4 separate regions of the Homo sapiens genome follow, and all the other regions are linked to region 2. Evidence: chromatin contacts called from ENCODE Hi-C or POLR2A ChIA-PET data. All regions are on one chromosome and are shown on one strand. The core of a region is the stretch at or near the end of the contact, and the rest is flanking DNA. Distances in the headings are between cores, read along the strand shown.

Evidence for each region. Hi-C counts contacts between places; a loop is a spot of excess contacts on that map. ChIA-PET counts read pairs that join two places held with the same protein, here RNA polymerase II (POLR2A). Pooled maps may share reads with other maps.
Region 1: a map with no recorded cell type shows a loop between it and region 2 (11-fold over the local background). The contact joins the promoter of TKT here to the promoter of PBRM1 in region 2. A Hi-C loop is called at or near these places in 1 of 37 single-sample maps with no recorded cell type and 8 of 50 pooled maps. POLR2A ChIA-PET finds 5 or more read pairs at or near these places in 1 of 52 experiments (T-cell).
Region 3: a pooled map shows a loop between it and region 2 (5-fold over the local background). The contact joins the promoter of ABHD14B here to the promoter of PBRM1 in region 2. A Hi-C loop is called at or near these places in 1 of 168 maps with a recorded cell type or tissue (sciatic nerve) and 14 of 50 pooled maps. POLR2A ChIA-PET finds 5 or more read pairs at or near these places in 2 of 52 experiments (HCT116 and activated T-cell).
Region 4: a loop to region 2 is called in a pooled map, with 10 times the contacts of the local background. The contact joins the promoter of RPL29 here to the promoter of PBRM1 in region 2. A Hi-C loop is called at or near these places in 1 of 168 maps with a recorded cell type or tissue (sciatic nerve), 1 of 37 single-sample maps with no recorded cell type and 12 of 50 pooled maps.

Annotation. Positions count from the first base shown.
Region 1 is chr3:53,253,057-53,258,278 of GRCh38, forward strand. TKT (transketolase) reads right to left here and starts at 2,966. Exons shown (of 14, transcript NM_001064.4): 1 at 2,780-2,966. The coding sequence starts at 2,886. RefSeq lists a silencer at 2,563-3,252.
Region 2 is chr3:52,681,479-52,687,211 of GRCh38, forward strand. It overlaps PBRM1 (polybromo 1), which reads right to left and starts at 4,435. Exons shown (of 32, transcript NM_001405607.1): 1 at 4,271-4,435. GNL3 (G protein nucleolar 3) reads left to right here and starts at 4,554. Exons shown (of 15, transcript NM_014366.5): 1 at 4,554-4,627; 2 at 5,291-5,349. The coding sequence starts at 4,615. RefSeq lists silencers at 4,022-4,171, 4,242-4,391 and enhancers at 4,029-4,717, 4,712-4,781.
Region 3 is chr3:51,971,407-51,976,911 of GRCh38, forward strand. ABHD14B (abhydrolase domain containing 14B) reads right to left here and starts at 2,643. Exons shown (of 4, transcript NM_001146314.2): 1 at 2,559-2,643; 2 at 54-292. The coding sequence starts at 264. It overlaps ABHD14A-ACY1 (ABHD14A-ACY1 readthrough), which reads left to right and starts at 3,658. Exons shown (of 17, transcript NM_001316331.2): 1 at 3,658-3,798. ABHD14A (abhydrolase domain containing 14A) reads left to right here and starts at 3,658. Exons shown (of 5, transcript NM_015407.5): 1 at 3,658-3,798. The coding sequence starts at 3,730. RefSeq lists enhancers at 1,832-2,768, 2,802-2,981 and silencers at 2,212-2,361, 2,582-2,751, 3,582-3,961, 4,567-4,861.
Region 4 is chr3:51,994,489-51,999,525 of GRCh38, forward strand. It overlaps RPL29 (ribosomal protein L29), which reads right to left and starts at 1,407. Exons shown (of 4, transcript NM_000992.3): 1 at 1,369-1,407; 2 at 937-981; 3 at 554-618. The coding sequence starts at 973. RefSeq lists an enhancer at 1,352-1,511.

The DNA.
Region 1 (5,222 bases), core at 1,716-4,215, 570 kb after region 2:
TCTCGATCTCCTGACCTTCAGGTGATCCACTCGCCTACACCTCCCAAAGTGCTGGGATTAAAGGGATGAGTCACTGCGCCTGGCCGAAACATTATTTATTTTTGGAGACAGGGTCTTGCTAATGTTACCCAGGCTGGTCTTGAACTCCTGGCCTCAAGCGAACCTTCTGCCTTGGCCTCCCAAAGTGCTGGCATACATGTAACACCATGCCCAACTATTTTTCTTTTCTTGGCCTTTCTTTCTTTCTCTCTCTCTCTCTTTCTTTCTTTTGAGACACAGTCTCACTCTGTCACCCATGCTGCAGTGTGTGGCATGTTCAAGGCTCACTACAGCCTCAACTTCCTGGGCTCAAGTGATCCTCTGCCTCAGCCTCCCATGTAGCTGGGACTACAGGTACACATCACCACACCTAGCCAATTAAAAAAAATGTTTGGCCGGGGGCAGTGGTTCACACTCGTAATCCCAGCACTTCGGGAGGCCGAGGTGGGTGGATCACCTGAGGTCAAGAGACCAGCCTGGCCAAGATGGTGAAACCCCATCTCTACTAAAAATACAAAAATTAGCCGGTGCGGTGGCGGATGCCTGTAGTCCCAGCTACTCAGGAGGCTAGGGCAGGAGAATCAGTTGAACCTGGGAGGCAGAGGTTGCAGTGAGCCAAGATTGTGCTGCTGCACTCTAGCCTGGGCGATAGAGCAAGACTCCATCTCAAAAAAAAAATTTTTTTTTTAAGCTATGGGGTCTCACTGTGTTGCCCAGGTTGGTCTGGAACTCCTGGGCTCAAGCAATCCTCCCACCTTGGCCTCCCAAAGTGCTGTGATTACAGGCATGAACCACCATGCCCTGCCAAGAAGCATTCCTGACAGCATGAGCCCCAACCAGACAGTACGGAATGGCCACCAATTCCCAGCCTGGGCAAGTAACTTAACACACTAGCCTCAGTGTTCCCGTCTATAAAATGTGAATACAACACAATCTATCTCACAGGGTTATTCTCAGGATGCAACAAACGATGATGCTGTGTCATACCAGATACCTACTTGGCAGCTCAGGAACCCTGTAAACATCTGCATGTTTTATCTAGCCCTGAAAGATGCTCAGATGTGCAATACTACTTAGTTGGGTAATTGCTGCCTCTCTCCAGCTAGACCTCAGACCCCCTGAAACGGCCAAAGGTAGCAGGTCCAACAGTACCAAATAAGCAATACAAGGCCTGCAGAGCTACCGTGTGCCAGGCTGGTGAAAGGGGAGCTGAGAGTAAGCCAGGTCCCTGCCCAGGCAGGGGATACCCCACATAAGTGGTAAGACTGACACAAACCCAGGAGAGCTAACAGGTCCAAAGTGTGCAAGGCAGTGGGTGGGGGAAGGGCTTTGAAAGACATCTAATCCCTTCTGAGAACAGGGTGTCTTAGAGGCACAAAGGGTGAATGCGTATCCACCCAGAAAGGTGAACAGATTTACTTCTTAATAATATATCCTGAATGAAATTGGCCAGAAGCCAGAATCTTGTCTGTCTGAAACAGAGCTTGTTTGGGAAGGTCCCGAGAAATCATCCATCACGCAGCCCTCACAACCCTGTCATGAGCCCGGAGCACTGCTGGCACTGTGGCCTCAAAGCAGCCTCCAAGTAGAGCACTGGAGTCCTTGAAACCACCCAGCGTGGTTAAGTGCCATTACTGTCCCCGCTTTACAGAGCGGGAAGCAGGCTCTGAAGTAATTCACTGACTGACCCCCTCACCCACCCCACTGGACACCTCCAGCTGCATGCACGGTGGCCCTCATTAATTATCCCTGTCTCCGCTACAGAGGAGGCTCCTTGGGTGTCCACCTTCTGGGCCAAAAGGGCTGGCCAGGGAAGGATCTTGGGGCCTAGGCACGCCAGCTCCTGCCTGGGAGATACAGCACCTGGTGGCTGGCCCTGCCCCAGGACGTCACTCCCGGCGCTAGGGCCCTGGAACTCCGTCCTTCCGGCGCTCAGCCTTCTCAGTCTCCTTGCCCTCCGCCTCCTCCCGCCCCAGGTCAAATCTTAGACCTCCTTTTCACAATGGATCCCAGGGTTCTGCACCCACGTGCCACCGCCCTCCTCCCCTCTTCCCCCAATCAGCCCCGCCGCTGCCTGGCGTCTCAGCAGCCCCCTGCTCCAAACTCGGACCCAACCCAGGGGTGGCAGGAGACAGGGGTAGGGGAGCGTAGTCTGAGGTGGGGAGAAGGCCGGGCCCCCGAGTCTCCTGCAAGAGGAATTAAAAACAGGGTCTCTAGAGTCGGACTGCTGGGGCTCAAATCAGATCTCCCTGTGTGTAACTTTGGGTAGCTGACTAACTCGGAGCCTCCGTTTCCCCATCTGGAAGGGGGAACACTCCCGGCGGCGCCCACACAGCCAGGTGGTGGAGAGGGTTAAGAGGGCCGCGTTCTGTAGAACAGCAGTAATGGTGGCCTTCCCGGCATCACCCTAGAGGGTACTTGGCGAGTCGCGAGCCCATCCCCCGCGCCACCATGCAGCTGCGCGGCCGGCGATCCGCGTGGGGAAGAGCCGGCCTGAGGCGCACGGAGGACCAGAGGCCCACGCGGCCGAGCCCGGGCGTAGGGCGAGTGTGCGGCGCAGCGGAAGCCGCCTGCAGCCCGGGGCCCTGCGAGGCGCGCGTCTCCGCCCTCCGACGGCGCCCGGGCCACCTTCCTCGTCTAGGCATCTCGCAGCGCGACCCAGAGCCCGCGGCGACTCTGGCCGCCGCAGACGCCCCCCGCCCCGCCCGAGCCGCGTCCCCGGCCGGCGCCGCGCACTCACCCAGAGCCCGCCGCAGTGGTGGCCTGGATGGAGCTGATACGTAGGCGGTTGGCCGTGTCCTTCAAGGCCTGCAGCTTCTGCTGGTCAGGCTTGTGGTAGCTCTCCATGGTGCGGCAGGCGGGGACCGGGCGCACACGCGGACACACAGAGATAGCGGCTGCTCCCGCGGCGACAGGCGGCTGCCGAGGCCGGGCGCGGGGCGGGGGCGCGTTAAGTCGCCGGGCGGGGCGGGGCGGGGATGGGAGAGGCGGGGCAGGGGGAGGAGGCGGGGCTCGGATCACCCCAGGCCTTCAGCCCCGCCCCGCCTGGGGCCGCCTCCTGCCCGCTCCCCTCCCCTAGGCGCTGGGCCGCTGCGGACTGCGAGGTTAGCAGTTAACCACACACACCAATAATAATAACATAACGAACAACTCAGGATTCGAGTCTGGGCTCCTGACTCGAAAGCCTCTCAGTCTCCCTCCTCCACACAGTCCTCCGTGGACTTGTCACGGCGAATCCCATTTTAGAGATGGACAAACTGAGGCTTGGCAAGGGCAATCAAGGTCACAAGGCTGGTGGGTGCCAGGCTTGGCCCCAGCCGACCAACCCCAGGCCCAAGAGACTGCAGGACTTAATTTTGAGACTGAGTTTCGCTGTTGTTGCCCAGGCTGGAGTGCAATGGCATGATCTTGGCTCACCACAACCTCCGCCTCCTGAGTTCAAGCAATTCTCCTGCCTCAGCCTCCCTAGTAGCTGGGATTACAAGCATGCGCCACCACACCTAGCTAATTTTGTATTTTTAGTAGAGACGGGGTTTCTCCATGTTGGTCAGGCTGATCTTGAACTCCCGACCTCAGGTGATCCGCCTCGGCCTCCCAAAGTGCTGGGGTTACAGGGGTGAGCCACCGCACCAGGCCCTATTTCTTTTTTCTAATAATTAAAAAACTTGTTTTTTCTTTGAGACGGGGTCACCCATGGTCACCCAGGCTGGAATGCAGTGGAGTGATTACAGCTGCCTGAAGCCTCAGCCTCCTGGGCTCAAGTGATCCTTCTGCCTCAGCCTCAAAAGTAGCTGGGACCATAGGTACACACTACCACGCCCGGCTAATTTTTGTATGTTTTGTAGAGATGGGGTTTTGCCACTTTACCCAGGCAGGTCTTGAACTCCTAGGCTCAAGCCATCTGCCCTCCTCTGCCTCCCAAAGTGCCGGATTATAGGTATGAGCCACCATGCCCAGCCACTCAGGGCTTTAGAGCCCTGCACAGGGGATGGGGATTATTGAAAATGAGAATAGGATAGTGGTAGCCATGACAATGCCAGGTGATGATAACTGAGAAATTACTAGGGGAAGATCCTTTACAAATTATTAGGGCCTAGAAACACTACTGACTTTTAGGGAGATTATTGGGTTTGCTTCCAGGTCTGTAGGGACAGGGGCACCCACCACTACTGTTATCAGACCCCATGGTTCCCAGAGGTATGAAGCTCCCCAGAGTGGGATTAGGGAGGGGACTTTCATCACAGACACTGTTTCATTCAATCTGCCCACCACACTTGGCCAGTGAGGTACATACTGCCTACAATGCCTATTTTACAGAGGAAGAAGCTCCATTTGACAGAGGAAAGATAAAGGCAAGACCCTCAAACGGATGGCTGGGCAGGGAGCTAAAACCCTGAGAGATCCAAGAGGCACCAGTGGCCGCCCTGTGTCCTCTGTGTCCTCCCTGCATTGCCCATACTCAGAGAGCTCTGGCTCATGAGGCGATTGACTGAATTTGAGTGAGTCCCCCAGCTCGCCTCCAGGTGCTCCTCTGCTGGCCTGACCCCCAGATGCCCAATCAGACCCTAAGTATGGCATCCCATAGCACCTGGCTCCTGCTGGCCCAGCCCGCAGAGGCTGGCCCTATGGTGTCTGGCTGGTGAGGGCTATGGGCTAGGATTGGAGGGGGGCCCCACAGTGTGCCACCCTCAGATGCCTGGCAGGTGCCACCTCTGCCCTCAAGCTGCTCACTGTCTGGAAAAAGGGCAAACCCTTGAAACCCTTTGAAAGCTCTGTGCCTTCCAACTCTGTGGCCCTTAGAGCAGTGGCTCCCTAAGGGAGTGGACTCCATTTCCCCATCTGCCTAATGGGACTCATCCTTATCACTCTGGTCTCTGACAATGGCACAGAACTCACCATGGCTCTGGGGACCTAGGAGTAATGGAAAGAAAATTGTCCCCTCCCCACCACCTGGAGCTCCAGGGACCTCAGGGAGGCTCTCTCTCCTCCTGGTGTTCCACATGAATGGGGCCTGTGATACTATGATATGCATATACAGGCCCCTGGCTTAGAACTGCCCCCAACCCTTGTTATACCACTGGGGTGCTTTAGACCTCAGGAGCAGACCCCAGAAACAGAGTCTCTCAGGCCTTCTCCTACCTTCCTTTCACCTGCTCCTTTCTCTCCCCATGGCAGGATCTTCT
Region 2 (5,733 bases), core at 3,185-5,684:
TGTTCATTTTATAAAAAGCTGATCAACAGGACTCAATTCATTAAGATAAATTAAGGACCAATCCCTTTTAAACAATCTATGACAAAGACACAAGTGAATTTGATGAACATAAGGAGGGAATCTTTGTGGAAAGGATAACAAAAATTTAAGAAAGGTGGAAGGAAAAAGTCAAGGAAGGACAGAAAAGGGAAAGGGTGTAGATAATCAGTAATTTACCAGCTTTACCAGAGCACAACCAGCGCCTCGAAAAGCCAGTCTCCTCATTATGTCTGAAAGCCAAGTGAAGCCAGTGGGAGAAGGAAGGGCTTTAGAAGTGCTGATTCAGTGTTAGTATATTCAAAACTGAAAAAGAAGAACAAGGCAGAGAAGGGGGAAATAGAAAAGAAGGGTCAGAAGGAGTAAAAATGAGTACGAATAGATAGAAAACATTCAAATAGAACTGCTAAAGAAAGATAAAGAGAACTGGAGAAAACAGGCATATCAGTTCTCTTGTACCTATCAAACAAACTGCTGCAAAGGCTCAGGCACTAACAGTACCTGACAGTTCTTCCATTTTAAAACCAAATGCTTTCATATGTTTAAAGATGTCTCATTGAGGTTCCCCTTTACTCACATTAGGAATGACTGTCAATTCCAGGAATGAGGCATGCCTGCCCAACTGCCCCCTAGTCAATAAGAGCAGAGTTCAATCACAGAGCTGGAATGGAGAGTGAATACATGTGGGAGGCTCACATGTGACACCAAGTGTTGGCAAGCTGGAACAAACCAAGAATGGCTCATGTGAGCAAAAGGTCTGGAAAACACCCTCCCCCACAAAAAAAAAATTCAGAGAAAGAACATTTATTTCCAAAAGTCCTATCTGCATTGGAGACACCATATAAAAATTTGACAAGGTTAAAAAAAAAAAAAAAAGGGCCAACCATTTTGGCAGGAGTTCAAAATTACTTTTATAAATAATCCACTGAAAATCAAATGACAAAAAAATACATTATCAGCATGTGTATGTCGTTCGGATGACACAATATCCCAATATCCTTGAATCATTAATTTACTTTGGTAAGATAAGAAAAAGTTTCAACTTAAGGATAATTTTCAAGTATTTTCTTATCCATGGGACACATTTTAAAATGTATTTTGAAAGTCTGACAAGAAGGGCAATGTTATAAGGTGGGAGAAACAACAGGACCTTTGCTCCTAAGACCAGAATAGGAGTCCTAAGTCTTCCACCTCTGATTATCAGCTTGATGTTGTCTGATTAGTTGATGTAACCTCTCAGATCTGTTTCATCTCTAAAATAAGAACGTAATGCCGGGAGTGGTGGGTCATGCCTGTAATCCCAGCACTTTGGAAGGCCGAGGCCAGTGCATCACTTGGAGTTCGAGACCAGACTGGCCAACGTGGTGAAACCCTGTCTCTACTAAAGAAAAATACAAAAATTTAGCTGGGTGCGGTGGCTCATGTCTGTAATCCCAGCGCTTTGGGAGGCTAAGGCGGATGGATCACCTGAGGTCAGGAGATCAAGACCATCCTGGCTAACACGGTGAAACCCCGTCTCCACTAAAAATACAAAAAAAATTGGCTGGGCTTGGTGGCACGCACCTGTAATCCCAGCTACTTGGGAGACTGAGGCAGGAGAATCGCTTGAACCCGGGAGGCGGAGGTTGCAGTGAGCCGAGATGGCACCACTGCACTCCACCCTGGACGTCAGAGCAAGACTCTGTCTCAAAAAAATAATAAAAAAAAAAATTAGCTGGCTGAGGCAGTGCATGCCTGTAAACCCAGTTACTTGGGAGGCTGAAGCATGAGAATTGCTTGAACCCAGGAGGCAGAGGTTGCAGCAAGCCGAGATCATACCACTGCACTCCAGTCTGGGTGACAGAGCGAGACCGTCTCAAGAAAAAAAAAAAAACAACATAAAGTGAAATCACTTCTGCATGTTCCCCAGGCACAGGAACAGCATATTCATTTTTGTAGACCTGTCTTACAGGATAGTATTTGGTATAGGTTATGTGCTCAGTTTATCTTTTAATAAATGTATTAAAAGTGCACTTAGGGCCAGGCACAGTGGCTCATGCCTGTAATCCCAGCAATTTAGGAGGCTGAGGTGGGCAGATCACCTGAGGTCAGGAGTTCAAGACCAGCCTGGCCAACACGGTGAAACCCCGTCTCTATCAAAAATACAAAAAATTATCTAGGCAAGGTGGTGGCATGCACCTGTAATCCCAGGCACTCGAGAGGGTGAGGCACGAGAATTGCTTGAACCAGAGAGGCAGAGATTGCAGTGAGCTGGGATTGCGCCACTGCACTCCAGGCTGGGGGACAGAGTAAGACTGTCTCCAAAAAAAACAAAAAAAAAGTGCACTTGAGACCTTCAAAAAAAAAAGTTTATTTGTATAGTTTAAAAGTCCTCAGCCAGGCACAGGGGCTCATATCTGTAGTCCCAGCACTTGGAGAGGCTGAGGCAGGATGACCGCTTGAGGCAGAGAGTTCAAGACCAGACTGGATAACATAGATTGATCTTTTCTCTACAAAAATTAAAATTAGCTGGGTGTGGTGCTGCACATCAGTAATCCCAGCTACTTGGGATGCTGAGGTGAGAGGACTGCTTGAGCCTAGGAGCACAAGGCTTCAGTGAGCCATGATCACTTTACTGAACTCCAGCCTGGGCAACAAAGTCAGACCTTGTCTCAAAAAAAAAAAAAAAAAAAAAAAAAAAATGCCTGTAAGCATCCCTTCAGCAATTTTGTCTTTCCATGAAGAGGAAAGACAGATTCCAGAGTTCAATGCCAAGTTTTAAAATGGCCTTGATTACAGTTACAAGTTCAAAAGTCTAACAATCAATAATTTATAGTGGACAGTTAAGAATACTTAATAATGTGCAACTGGGAGAATATCGACTTACTATAGACAAACAGTGTATTTCGACCGTTTATGAACTTTAGCCCTCTCCTATATTTCTAGTAATATTTAGCAATACAATACATGTTTAAAACAAAATCTTGGAAAACAGGACTCAAAGGAAAAAAAACACCTATAAACCTACTTCCAAGAAAAAAACCACTCTTAACGTTGTCATTCGGTTTTTGGTATTTATGCCTTAGTTACCTATTATTTTTTACCAAAATGTTAACAAACCACATATATTATTCTACAGCCTGTGTTTTAGTGAAGGTTCTTCCAAGTCAACATTCTTCCTCATGATGTTTGATGACTTGATAGTAATCTATCATATAGATACACCACAATTTACTTATCTTGGGAATTTTGGTAGGATATTAACATTTGAGGTATTTTGTACATTCCCAAAGCCAAAGAAAGCGGTCAAGGCCCTTCCATTCATCCACACATAAACTCTTTATTGTTTTAATTTGAAACACCTCTTCAAAACATATTTTCCAATCTTCCATTTTGGAGCTCAAAATCAAATATGGGCGACCTGTAAGTAATAAAGCAAAAATTATGCTACTCTTTTATGTGCATGAGTCCAATTTGCACTTTTTGGGGAAAAGCACATAGCCAAATGGAGAAAAAAATAATACCTAAAATTATTTGTCAAGAATCCTGTGTTGGAAAGTAAGTTAATTAAAACAATTCACCCCAACATACGCTTCTATAATTATTGTAAGAATTTCTATATCCACTATACCGTGTACTTATTTTTCAGGGCTTTTTCTATATTTTTGCAACTCTTTCTTCCCCTTTAAATTAAAACTTATTATAATAACAAAACTGTGCTTCCCCAAACCAAGAAATATACACAGTTCCCAAAATCCCGGATTCTTTGTGGTGTTGAGAAGCTGAAATATCTGGCCTCTACTATAAATACAAGTCCCATTGATTAAAATACCCGGAAAAAATACGGAAAGAAAATCACTAAGAGTTTGTGTCGAACCGTCAAGAAACCACAACAAAAAAAAGAGGCCCTGAGCAACGGAGGAAATGAAGGACTTTCCCGACCTGTCACTGGTATTGGGGACTGAGGGAAACGTTGACAGCTTTGAAGCTGCCCCGCGACGAGCGGGAAAGAGGAGCGCGGGGAGTTTCCGACCCGTAGTGCGCCTTTGTCCCTGCCGGCAGGTGCGACAAGGCTACTGGGCCCATCCGGAGGCCAGCCGCCGCGCCCCGCCCAACCCCGCGCGCCCGGCCCGACCCGCGCGTCCCCACGGCCGGGGCGGGGCTTCCGCCGCGGCTCCCGCCCGCCCGGGCCCACACAAAGGCCCGGCAGCTGACCAAGGGGGAGCGGCCCCACCCGCCCTGGGCCCGGCCTTACCCAGCCGCTCCGCCGCCTGCAGCCCCGGCCGCGGTCACCGACCGCCGCGCCCCGCCCCGTGGCCGCCACGGCTGCTGCTATTGCTCCTCCGGCCGCGGCCGCTGCCGTCGCTTCGGCACCCGCCGCCCTCACCTCCCTTACCCCTCCCGGTGCCGCCGCAAAACCAGTCCCGCGGCCGCCAAGCGATCCCTGCTCCGCGCGACACTGCGTGCCCGCGCACGCAGAGAGGCGGTGACGCACTTTACGGCGGCAGCGTAAGTGCGTGACGCTCGTCAGTGGCTTCAGTTCACACGTGGCGCCAGCGGAGGCAGGTTGATGTGTTTGTGCTTCCTTCTACAGCCAATATGAAAAGGCCTAGTAAGTGGGGTCGGGAGGCGGGCGTGGAGGGACCCACGTCTGGAAGTTGCTGCAGCCACCACGACGCTCTTCTACGGCTACGGCTTTGTCTCTGCTGGTATGGGGGTGGGAGCCTACGCGTAGGCCTTGGCCCTATTTCCTGGTAGAACCGAGAGTTGGAAGTCCCTACGGCGATCATGTTAACCGCGCGGGCTCATTCTGCGGAACGAAGCCGGGCAGAGGGTGGGGAAGACTAGGCTAGATTTTCGTAAGGAAGCAGCGTCTGAGCCAGGTTTGAGGCCCAATATTTTCTTTCCGTGGCCACGTGCAGACTGGCCCAGGTGAGAGCTGAGAATCGCCTCCCAGACTCAGTGTTCCTCTCCTGCCTTATGATTCGTGCTGTTTGACACGAAGTGGTTGTCGTTTTGTGTCTCATACGCTGTTGTGTATGATCCCATTCTAATATTGTGAGGGTAAGTGCAGGGAATTTTGACTCCATTCTGGATCTACTGAATTTAATTCTCTGGGATTTGAAAGTAGCACGTATGTTTGCATTAGGCATTTCGCATTAGACTTAACGTTAGGTTTGGTAGCCAATAACACAAGAAAAGGATATAACTCCATAGTGCGTTAACCCAGAACTAATCATTTGGGTTAACAGATTTGTGATGTGTTTCTTTGTAGAGTTAAAGAAAGCAAGTAAACGCATGACCTGCCATAAGCGGTATAAAATCCAAAAAAAGGTAAGTGTAGTGCTTGAGAGAGCTGTACCAAACACATTGCTAAACTGATTTTGCCCTGTTCCTTTGCGGGAAAGTCTGGGTTAATGTGATTTGGTTTTGGGAAATGGCATTGGATAGACTGACCATGGGCACAAGCTCTTAGGCATCAGGAGTGCAGCTGTGAGAAAGTGCAGTGATTTGGTGATAAGTCTCTAAATTTGTTCAGCATGTTAATCTCTGCATAGAGAGCCTTCTAGTTACAATTTCTTGCTGTTTTATACTTACATATGCATTACTTTGTAAGATTCCAATTAAAGCTCCATTTTCCTAGGACATTTTATAGGCATAACTAAATTGCAGCCAGATTGGTTTCTCACTTGAATTCTGCTTAAGTATAAAGATATT
Region 3 (5,505 bases), core at 1,393-3,892, 710 kb before region 2:
TGTCCCTAATGAGACCTCCCCAAACCCTGCCCAGAAGCCTGCCCCTTAAGTACCTGGCAGGTCAATGGCCACAGCCCGGTAGCCAGCCTGGGCCAGCCTGTGCAGTGTACCCAGGTTCTGCCAGGTCTCGGAGGAGAAGCGAATACCATGCAGCAGCAGTACAGAGAAGCGAGCCTGCCCACTGCCGGGCAGGGCCTCTCGGAAGAAGAGGGCCTGGCCCTGCACCTGGATGGTGCCCTCGCGCTGCTCCACGCTTGCTGCCATGCCTGCTGCTGCTGTGCTGGTGAAGGGCCTGTGGTTCAAAACCACGATGATGAGGGGCCACAGAACACCCTGCCCAGGGTGGCAGTCCCAGAGGAGCAGCAAGGAAGCCTCCAGGAGGTTTCCAGAACTTTAAGAACATGCCTTGGGGTCAGGAGGACATAGGTGTTATTTCTGCCTCTGCCATTTACTTTAGTGTGTAACCTGGGGCCTCAGCTTCTTGATCTGAAATATGGGAACAATAAAGCCAACTTCAAGAATTAGCAATTTAATTAAAAGTTTAAGAAAAATTATCGGCCAGGCATGGTGGCTCACGCCTGTAATCCCAGCACTTTGGGAGGCCGAGGCGGGTGGATCACCTGAGGTCAGGAGTTCAAGACCACCCTGGCCAACATGGTGGAACCCCGTCTCTACTAAAAAGAAAAAAAAATTAGCCAGGTGTGGTGGCACGTGCCTGTAGTCCCAGCTACTCAGCAGGAGAATCGCTTGAACCCGGGAGGCAGAGGTTGCAGTGAGCCGAGATCGTGCCACTGTGCTCCAGCCTGGGTGACAGAGTGAGACTCGGTCACAAAAAAAAAAAAAAAAAAGAGCCAGCTGATGGTCACATGTAACTCTCATTAGGCCAGGCGCGGTGGCACACGCCTGTAATCCCAGCATTTTGGGAGGCCGAGGCGGGCGGATCACCTGAGGTCAGGAGTTCGAGATCTCCCTGATGAACATGCAGAAAGAAACCCCATCTCTACTCAAAATACAAAATTAGCCAGCTGTGGTGGCACACGCCTGTAATCCCAACTACTTGGGAAGCTAAGGCAGTAGAATTGCTTGCACCCAGGAGGCAGAGGTTGCAGTGAGCCGAGAACGCGCCATTGCACTCCAGACTGGGCAACAAGAGAAAAACTCCATCTCAAAAAAACAAAAAACAGAAAAATTATCAGTGGGGGTGCCTGCTGTAAAACCTCAATATGTGGTGGGGCTCCATTACAATTACTGTTCTTATTCTCATCGTTATTATCCTTTTCTATAAATGGGGATAATTCAATAGTACTAGCTCATAGGTGGTTGATAGGATTAAATAAGGCCATGCATGTACCATGCCTAGCACGTAGTAAGGGCTCAGTGCTCAATCAACGGTAAGTTACAGGTCATGAGTTGTCAATGCAGGCCAGAGGGAGCCCAAATTGGGGTAAAAAGCCCATTTTATTTTATTTTATTCTATTTATTTATTTTGGGACAGAGTTTCACTCTTGTTGCCCAGAATGGAGTGCAGTGGCATGATCTCGGCTCACTGCAACCTCCACCTCCTGGGTTCAAGCGATTCTCCTGCCTCAGCCTCCCGAGTAGCTGGGTTTACAGGCGTGCGTCACCATGCCTGGCTAATTTTTTTTTTTTTTTTTTTGAGACGGAGTCTCGCTCTGTCGCCCAGGCTGGAGTGCAATGGCACATCTCCGCTCACTGCAAGCTCCGCCTCCCGGGTTCACGCCATTCTCCTGCCTCAGCCTCCCGGGTAGCTGGGACTACAGGCACGCGCCACCACGCCCGGCTAATTTTTTGTTTTTTTTTTTTTAGTACAGACGGGGTTTCGCCGTGTTAGCCAGGGTGGTCTCGATCTCCTGACCTCGTGATCCGCCCGCCTCAGCCTCCCAAAGTGCTGGGATTACAGGCGTGAGCCACCGTGCACGGCCTAATTTTTATATTTTTAGTAGAAACGGGGTTTCATCATGTTGGCCGAGCTGGTCCGGAACTCCTGACCTCAAGTGATCCACCCACCTTGGCCTCCCAAAGTGCTGGGATTACAGGCGTGAGCCACCGCGCCGGAACTAAAAGCCCATTTTCTTCGGTTTTTTTTTTTTTCTTTTTTTTTTTTTTAAGAGAAGATGTCTCGCTCTGTCGTCCAGGCTGGAGTGCAGTGGCGCAATCATGGATCACTGCAGCCTTGACCTTCCTGGGCTCAAGTGATCCTCCCGGCTCACCCCCAGTAGCTGGAACCACAGGCGCGCTTCCACACCGGAAAGCCCATTTTCTAGAGGCGGAAACCGAAGCGCCCAGTGGGAAAGGCGACCCGCCGGGGATGCGGGGTGCTCAACGCGCTGCCACCTGGGGCCCAACGCGTTGACCTCGCGGTCAGGTTGCTTCCGCGGACTACGGTTCTGGCTCGCTAGCTCTGGAAGGGAGCACCGGGAGGGAATGGTGGCAACTCCCAAGGAGGGGACCCAGGGATCCGAGAAAGGAAGACTTGGGGTAGGTGGGGTTGGATTTTGACTGGAGAGAAGAAAGGGTCAGGAGTGCAGGGCGGGTACCTGGGGAGCTGCGTGGACTCGCGCAGACGGGAAGCAGGCGCGTGCTGGCGGTGACCTGGGGCCGGAGGAGGAACGCTGGGAAGAGGCCGGGCCCCATCCAGCGGGGGCGGGGACTGGGCCGTGCTCCGGGGCGCCCTCTTGTGGCCACAAGCTCGCAGCGTCCATAGACTCCGCTAAACTCGTTCTCACAGCGGCGTCAGTTTCCCAAAGCCTCTCGGTCTCACATGCCCCAAACGCGGTGCTGAGCACGGTTTCGAACTCTTCAGCGACCTGCCCCACATGGACATGGAGCAGTCTGAGGAGGAAAGTTCCTTCGGGATCGCATCCTTGCTGCTGTCTTCCTGCTCCCCATCCCCCTTATCCCCAGCTTGAACTGCCCAGGGCAACTTGTTGGCCTGGCACGGAGTTGAGGCCCGACAGGTTTGAGTGCGAGGCTCCGCCAGTGTCCAGCCAAGTGGCCTTGATCGTTTTCCCAATGCCCCCGAGCCTGTTTCCTGCCAGTAGAGCGGGTCAGATGTTGCCAACCTCTGCAGAGTAGCAATAAGCAGTAAACGCCACGCTCTGCACAGCCTCCCAGTGCTGGGCCTGGTCGCCACGCGGAGCCTTGGGCTGGGACAGGCCAGACGTTGGTAACACATCGCCAACCAGGGCAGGCGCCATGAGTAGACGTGAACGAGCCCAGGGCCAGCCCAGGCTCTGACCGTGGGTGTGCGTCGGGGAGGGGGTGGGGAGGAGTGGGTAGGAGTCAGGAAAGTGGGTCGGCCAAGACCTGGAGCTGCTGCATAACAATATCTGGCATTTACACAACGAGGCCTCTGCTCCGGACACTGTTCTGAGGCTTGACCCGTCCTTAAGAACCTAGGACAACCCTGTGCGGTGGGTTTTATCCTTAACTCCATTATACAGGCCAGAGAACTGAGCCAGGGTGGAGATGTTCCACTGAGAAGAAGCCACATGGCTCTCCGCCGGCTCTCAAGCCAAAAACAGTTCCGAAAATCTGGGCGGGGAGCGGGCCAGAGAGCGCTGGGGCTCTGCCCCCAGCACCCCCTCCACGCAGACGACTCGGTAACTGGGTTGCAGGCCCGCGGCTGCGGAGTGCGCAGGCGCGCCGAGATGGCCGCGCTCCTGGCCGCCTAGAGCCGGAGCGGCCCGCGGAGCTGCGGAGGCAGCCATGGTCGGGGCGCTGTGCGGCTGCTGGTTCCGCCTGGGCGGGGCCCGCCCGCTCATCCCGTTGGGCCCGGTGAGTCTCCCGGGGGAGGGAGGCCGGCCGGTGGCCCAGGGGAGGGCCGTCTTTACCCCGCCCCTTGCCCCGGCGCCCCGGGGCAGAGTCCCGCGGAAGAAGCAGACGCTGGGGCCGCGAATGTGCATGTGCGCGCGTGTAATGTGTGTGCGCGCGCAGGGTCTGCATATGTTCTTGGGGGTCTGGGTGTATGTGTACGCTTGTGTGTCTGCATGGTGTCCGTCAGTGGGTTTCTGCGCGCTTATATTTTTGGGGGGGGGGTGTGTTCGTTGATGTCTGCCTGCTTGTGTCAGCGTTATGTCTTCCGAGTGTATTTCTGTGTGCGTGTGATTTTAAGGGTATGTGTCTACCTGTCTGCGTGTGTGCATTTCTGGGGGTTTGTGTGTGTGTGCGTGTCTGCTTTCCTGTGCATGTGCCTTTCTTGTGTGAATGTGTAGTCTTACGGTTGTGTGTATGACCGTGCTTGAGTATTTCTGAGGATCAGCCTGTGGTTTTCAAAGTGTGCATCTCCATCAGTCTCTCTGGCTTCCTGATGCCTGACTGTGTGCGTGATGTAGAGGGTACCATTACAAGGGATTAATTGCACACGGGCCAGTGTGTGTGCAAAGAGGCTGCATGTACATGCAGGGAATAGCTTGTGCAAAAGAAAAGCGTGTGGGGGCAAGACTCGTATTTGTGCGTGTGTGCACCTGTGTGTCATTGTCAACGCATATTCCAATGACCTAACCCGGGCACAGTTTACCCTGCCCCCCGCAAACCCCCGCAGGCGGCCAGCTGCAGGTCCACTACAATTTCCTAGTACTGCGGGCACCCTCGGTTGCCAAGGCAACAGCCTAAGCCCCGCCCTTCCCGCTTTGGAGAAGCGCGGGGGCGCCCCGAGTGGGCAGCAAGGAAATGTCCCTCGCGCCCGGTGGGAATCTGGACTAACGCCCAGTTAGAGACGCGCGTCTGAGGTTGTTAGTGGTCTGGAAGAAAAGAGGAACGCGCTCTTCCTCCACTAGGTCCTGGTTTTCCAGAAACAGCAGAAAGGCGGCTGCTGCTGTGGCTCACAAGCCCCCCGACCCCGAAGCCTGGGGATGCGGGCTCAGGAAACATCCCCAAAACATCCCGGAGGGATGAATAGGAACCAAGACGGGCCCCCGGCTCCTAGTTCGGGCAGGCGCCCAGTTGGCACTCAATAAAGATGTGCTGGCCCGGCGCGGTGGCTCACGCCTGTAATCCCAGCACTCTGGGAGGCCGAGGCGGGTGAAACACGAGGCCAGCAGTTCGAGAACAGCCTGGCCAACATGGTGAAACCCTGTCTCTACTAAAAAATACAAAAATTAGCCGGGCGCGGTGGCGGGAGCCTGTAATCCCACTATTCGGGAGGCTGAGGCAGGAGAATTGCTTGAACCCGGGAGGCGGAGGTTGCAGTGAGCCGAGATTGTACCACTGCACTCTAGCCTGGGCGACAGAGCAAGACTCCGTCTCAGAAAAATAAAAATAAAATAAAGATGTGTTTGCTGGACTCCTGGAAGGAAGCAGGCGTGCTCATCCTAGGCCCAAGAAATGACAGGGACAGCCCTGATCCAGTCCACGGTATTATCTAAATCTCACAGGAAGCTTAGGAGGGCAGCCACGAGGTTATCCCATTTTACTGACAAACTGAAGACACAAGGTCAGGAAGTGGCAGTCTCAAAGGCCTGTCCTGTTTGAGTCCTGGGTCCT
Region 4 (5,037 bases), core at 157-2,656, 690 kb before region 2:
AAGTCTGGTCCAAAAGACTTATAGCCAAGGTGGGATATGGGGAAACTGAGGCTCAGAGTTTGTGATTCACTCCACGGAACAGAGAGCAAAAGTAAAGGGAAGGAACAGACTGGGGACATGCTCAGCTCTCCCCTAGACCCTCCAGCCTTCTCAGCTAATCCTTAGAACCCCCTGACACAGGAAGAGAAGCTGACCCCAACTCCAGCACTGGGTCAGATGGAGGTCATAAGGCTGGTCAGTGTGGGAATGTGCCCTGCACGCACTCAGACAAGGCCACTCCTTACCCTAAGTGCCACTGCCAAGCAAGGGAGATAGCCAAACTGCCCTCAGGAGGCAGGTTACACCCTGACCAGAGGGTTACACTTCAGGCTGTGGAGACCAAGGAAAGCTTTATTATGGGTCTGGTAGGGTAGAAAAAGGAATTGCAGGCTTTGGGTGGGCCAGTTAGGCTGTGCTCAGGCAGAAGCCAAAGCTAGAGAAAAACTACATGAGAGGCCTTGACTGTGCACCTGGAACCAAGAAAAGACACTTCCATGTGATTCAGTGCACTCACCCCCTTAAGAGATTCGTATCTTTGTGATCGGGGTTTCTTGATACCATTTCTGTGCCATTTTCGGGCTGTGGGAGAAAAAAAGGGAATTAAGCCAACAAAGAACTTTCCTCTAATAAGACCACCCAACATCACAGCTGGCAAGTCTGGGAGAACCAACACTTCCTACAGCAGCTACACTTGAGATATGGGAAACCCTTACTACTAAATGCAAAACACTCTGTATCTCAAGTAGATCTCTAAACCTATAAACCCTAAAGTTATTACTGGGTGAAATCAATCAGCCTCAGGCCCACAATGGAAACGTGCCCCTTCATCTCTGTCCCAGTTTGCCTGAACCAGTCCTTGCCAGGGTCTGGGATGTAGGCAGGGCCCAAAAAACTTACACTGGTTGTGTGTGGTGTGGTTCTTGGACTTGGCCATGTCTGCACCTGGAAGACAAAAGTGGAGATCAGGGTTAAGGGCTCGCCAGGCTGGGCCACCTCTGCCCCCCCCATTCTGGTCAGAATGAGCCTGCAGGCAGAGAATGTGCAGCCTCCACGAGTCTCGGCTTACTCTGCACGACCAAACGCCAGTCCTGGCCTCCCAAACCCAGGTAATGATGCCCTGAAATCAACTCCTTACCCCCGGAAAGCTGCATTCCCCAATAAAGTGGCTTTCCCTGCCATCCCCCTCCTAGGACCTAGAAGCACCATTCCCACCCCGCAGCTTTTGCTCCCGACAGACACACGGTCGGTCACCAGTCCTCTCCGCAGCCCGCGCCCCGCCGCCACCCGTAAGTCGCGGATGGCATCGGATGCCGCGCGGCCAACACTCACCATAAGCCGCGGCTCCCGAAGCGCCTAGAACCGGAAGAGAAAGGGGCTGCGGTGCAGCACGGGAAATAGGGTCAACAACGCCGGAAAGTACTACTGGAAAAGCTTCCCCAGGCTCCGCGAAGAAAAGTTCCGAAGCCCGGAAGAACGCAAGCCAGACGTGGAGGCGGTGCTACGAGCTTGCCTCCGCCCCCTTCAGGCTGCCTCCTCCCTTCTCTGTTTCTCCAGGACCTGTCTCTTAAGTCTTATTCAAGATACTGAAAAAGAAAGGAGTCCTTGAGGGATGTTGTTGGGCAAGAAGATCTGTGTTCTTTTTCTTTTTTTTTTTTTTTGAGACGGAGTTTCGCTCTTCCACCGAGGCTGGAGGGCAGTGGCACAATCTCGGCCCACTGCAACCTCCGCCTTCCGGTTTCAAGCGATTCTCTTGCCTCAGCCTCCCGAGTAGCTGGGATTACAGGCGCCCACCACCACGCCCGGCTAATTTTTACATTTTTAGTAGAGACGGGGTTTCACCATGTTGGCCAGGCTGGTCTCGAACTCCTGACCTCGCGATCCGCTCGCCTCTGTCCCCCAAAGTGCTGGGATTACAGGCGTGAGCCACCGCACCTGGCCGATCTGTGTTCTTAAAAGCACCCCTGTAATCCCAGCACTTTGGGAGGCTGAGGTGGGCGGATCACGAGGTCAGGAGTTCCAGACCAGCCTGGACAACATGGTGAAACCCCATCTCTACTAAAAATCCAAAAAAAAAAAAAAAAAAAAAAAAAAAATTCACGGGGCGTGGTGGCACGTGCCTGTAATCCCAGCTACTCTGGAGGCTGAGGCAGGAGAATTGCTTGAATCTGGGAGGTGGAGGTTGCAGTGAGCCAAGATCGCACCATTGCACTCCAGCCTGGGCTACAGGGCGAGACTCTGTCTCAAAAAAAAAAAAGAAAAGCACGCCTGACTCTTTCGTGGAGAAGGAGCAGAGGGGAGGAAGGAGAGAGGGCTGCCTGGACCTGAGGGAGGACAGTGGGAATGCAGAGGAGTGGACAAAGAAAGAGTACTGGACTTGGGACACAGAAGATGAGGGAGAAAAAGGAGGCAAGGATAGCCCCTATGTCTTTGGCTTGACAACTGGGTGAATGGTGGGCTGTTTACAGAGATGGAAGATTGAGTGGGGAGCAGGGGCTTTGTTTGTTTTGTTTTGAGGGGGAATGATGAGCCAGATATTTTTGTTGGATGCATTAAATGTGAGATGCCTGTTGGACATCAGAATTGAGAAATTGTTGCCTCTAACAACTCTGTTGCCTTCTCCACCTCTTCCCCCTATAGTTCATTTTCCACACGGCAGTGGGGCTTGGGGACTTGTTTTAAGATACAAATCAGATCCTGTCCCTTAAATCTGCAAGGACATCCCCTTGCATTGAAGATCAATTCTTTACCCACTTGACCCTGACAACCTCTGTCATTTACTTCTCTCCAAACGCATTGCCTTTCTTTCCTGCCAACCACAAATGTGTGTTCTGCCTCAGGACCTTTGCACTTGCTATCCCAGCCACCTGGACTGCCCTTCTCCCTGCTTTTTGGATGGTGTGCTCTTTCCTATAGAGGCCTCCCTGGACTCCATTATCTAAAATAGAGAACCACTGCCTCATCTCACCAGTGATTCTGTGTCCTCTCATGGTTTCCTTTCTTTTCTATTCTTTTTTTTTTTTTCTTTTTTTTAGACAGTCTCACTCTGTCTCCCAGGCTGGAGTGCAGTGGTGCGATCTCAGCTCACTGCAACCTCTGCCTCCCGGGTTCAAGCGATTCTCCTGCCTCAGCCTCCTGAGTAGCTGGGATTACGGGCGCACACCACCACTCCCAGCTAATTTTTAAAGAATTATTTTTAGTAGAGACGGGTTTTCACCATGTTGGCCAGGCTGGTGTTGAACTCCTGACCTCAGGTGGTCTGCCCGCCTCGGCCTCCCAAAGTGCTGGGATTACAGGCGTAAGCCACCGTGCCCGGCCATGGTTTGCTTTCTTTATAGAACTTTCCCAGACTCTAATTGCATTGTTTACTTAGTTGTGTATGTGTCCATTATCATAGGAGCCCAGAGTTTGGGACTGGTTTGATCACCTTCATTTTCCCACTGCCTAACTCAGCATAATGTAGATAGAGCAAGAGCTTAATAAACACATGCCCAGTGAACGTTCCTTGACAAGCCAGGTTCGTGGAGTGACAGACGCATACTGCAGAGGTTTAGGGAGTGAAGCGGAAAGGAGGTTGTGGAGGCAGGACATGTGGATGACTCATTACCAAAGCATTCCTGAGAAAGGGGAGAGAATTCTGACAGGTGTGAGTTGGGAGAATGAAAAGCAGGCTTATATACTGATGGATGATCTGGTGCCAAGAAAGAAACAGCTGAGCCCAGAGGAGAGTGTCTCTGCAGGAATAAAGTCCCTGTGGGGTGCTGAGCACAGGTAGAGAACCTGGTGGGCAAAGACAGGGGCTACAGGAGGTGGGGGTGGTGTGATGCCTGACAGCAAGTCAGGACTTCAGCTCAGGAAGTTGAAGAGGTGGCTGTGGAGACTGGGACAGGGAGGAGGAGGTCTGACTGCCACATCCTTGAGAAAGAGAAGCCAGCAGGGTAGAGGCTGACAGCGGGGGCAGTGATGACTTTATTTATTTACTTTTATTTATTTTATTTATTTATTTATTTATTTTGAGACAGAGTTTTGCTCTCATTGCCCAGGCTGGAGTGCAATGGCGCGATGTTGGCTCACTGCAACCTCCACCTCCTGGGTTCAAACGATTCTATTGCCTCAGCCTCCCGAGTAGCTGGGATTACAGGCACCTGCCACCATGCCCAGCTAATTTTTGTGTTTTTAGTAGAGACGGGGTTCTACCATGTTGGCAATGCTGGTCTCGAACTCCTGACCTCAGGTGATCCACACTCCTTGGCCTCCCAAAGTGCTGGGATTACAGGCGTGAGCCTGTAATCCATGTCCAGCCTGTGATGACTTTAAAAGAACCAGGCTGCCCTGCTATGTGGCCTTCCAGCTGGGTAGCGACTCCCGCAGCTCCTAAAAAGTGAGTAGTGACTTGGTTTAGCTAGACTGTTACGACAGAGGCAGAAAAAGCAGTGAGCAGAAAGCCACGGTCTGACGGGGGAGGCAGATTCAGAGATGGACGATGGTCATGCAGTACCACTGGGGCTGTGTTAGGGATTGGCCCAGAGTTAAATCCCAGCTGTTAGGCAAGGGGGAGTCAGTGACAAGAATGAGGAACTTTGGCTGTGACCTGAGGGGACCTGTCCAGGAGCCAAAGGGGACCATGACCTGGAGCCACTGACCTGTCATGCTTTTCTTTTCTTTTTCTTTTTTTTTGAGACAGAGTTTTGCTGTTGTTGCCCAGGCTGGAGTGCAATGACACGATCTCAGTTCACTGCAACCTCCGCCTCCCCAGTTCAAGCGATTCTCCTGGCTCAGCCTCCTGAGTAGCTGGGATTACAGGCGCCTGCCATCACACCCAGCTAATTTTTGTATTTTTAGTAGAGATGAGTTTTCACCATGTTGGTCAGGCTGGTCTTGAACTCCTAACCTCAAGTGATCCACCCACCTTGGCCTCCCAAAATGCTGGGATTACAGGCGTGACCAACCACGCCTAGTCCCTGTCATGCTTTTCAAAGTGGGATGGATGGTAGGGTCATC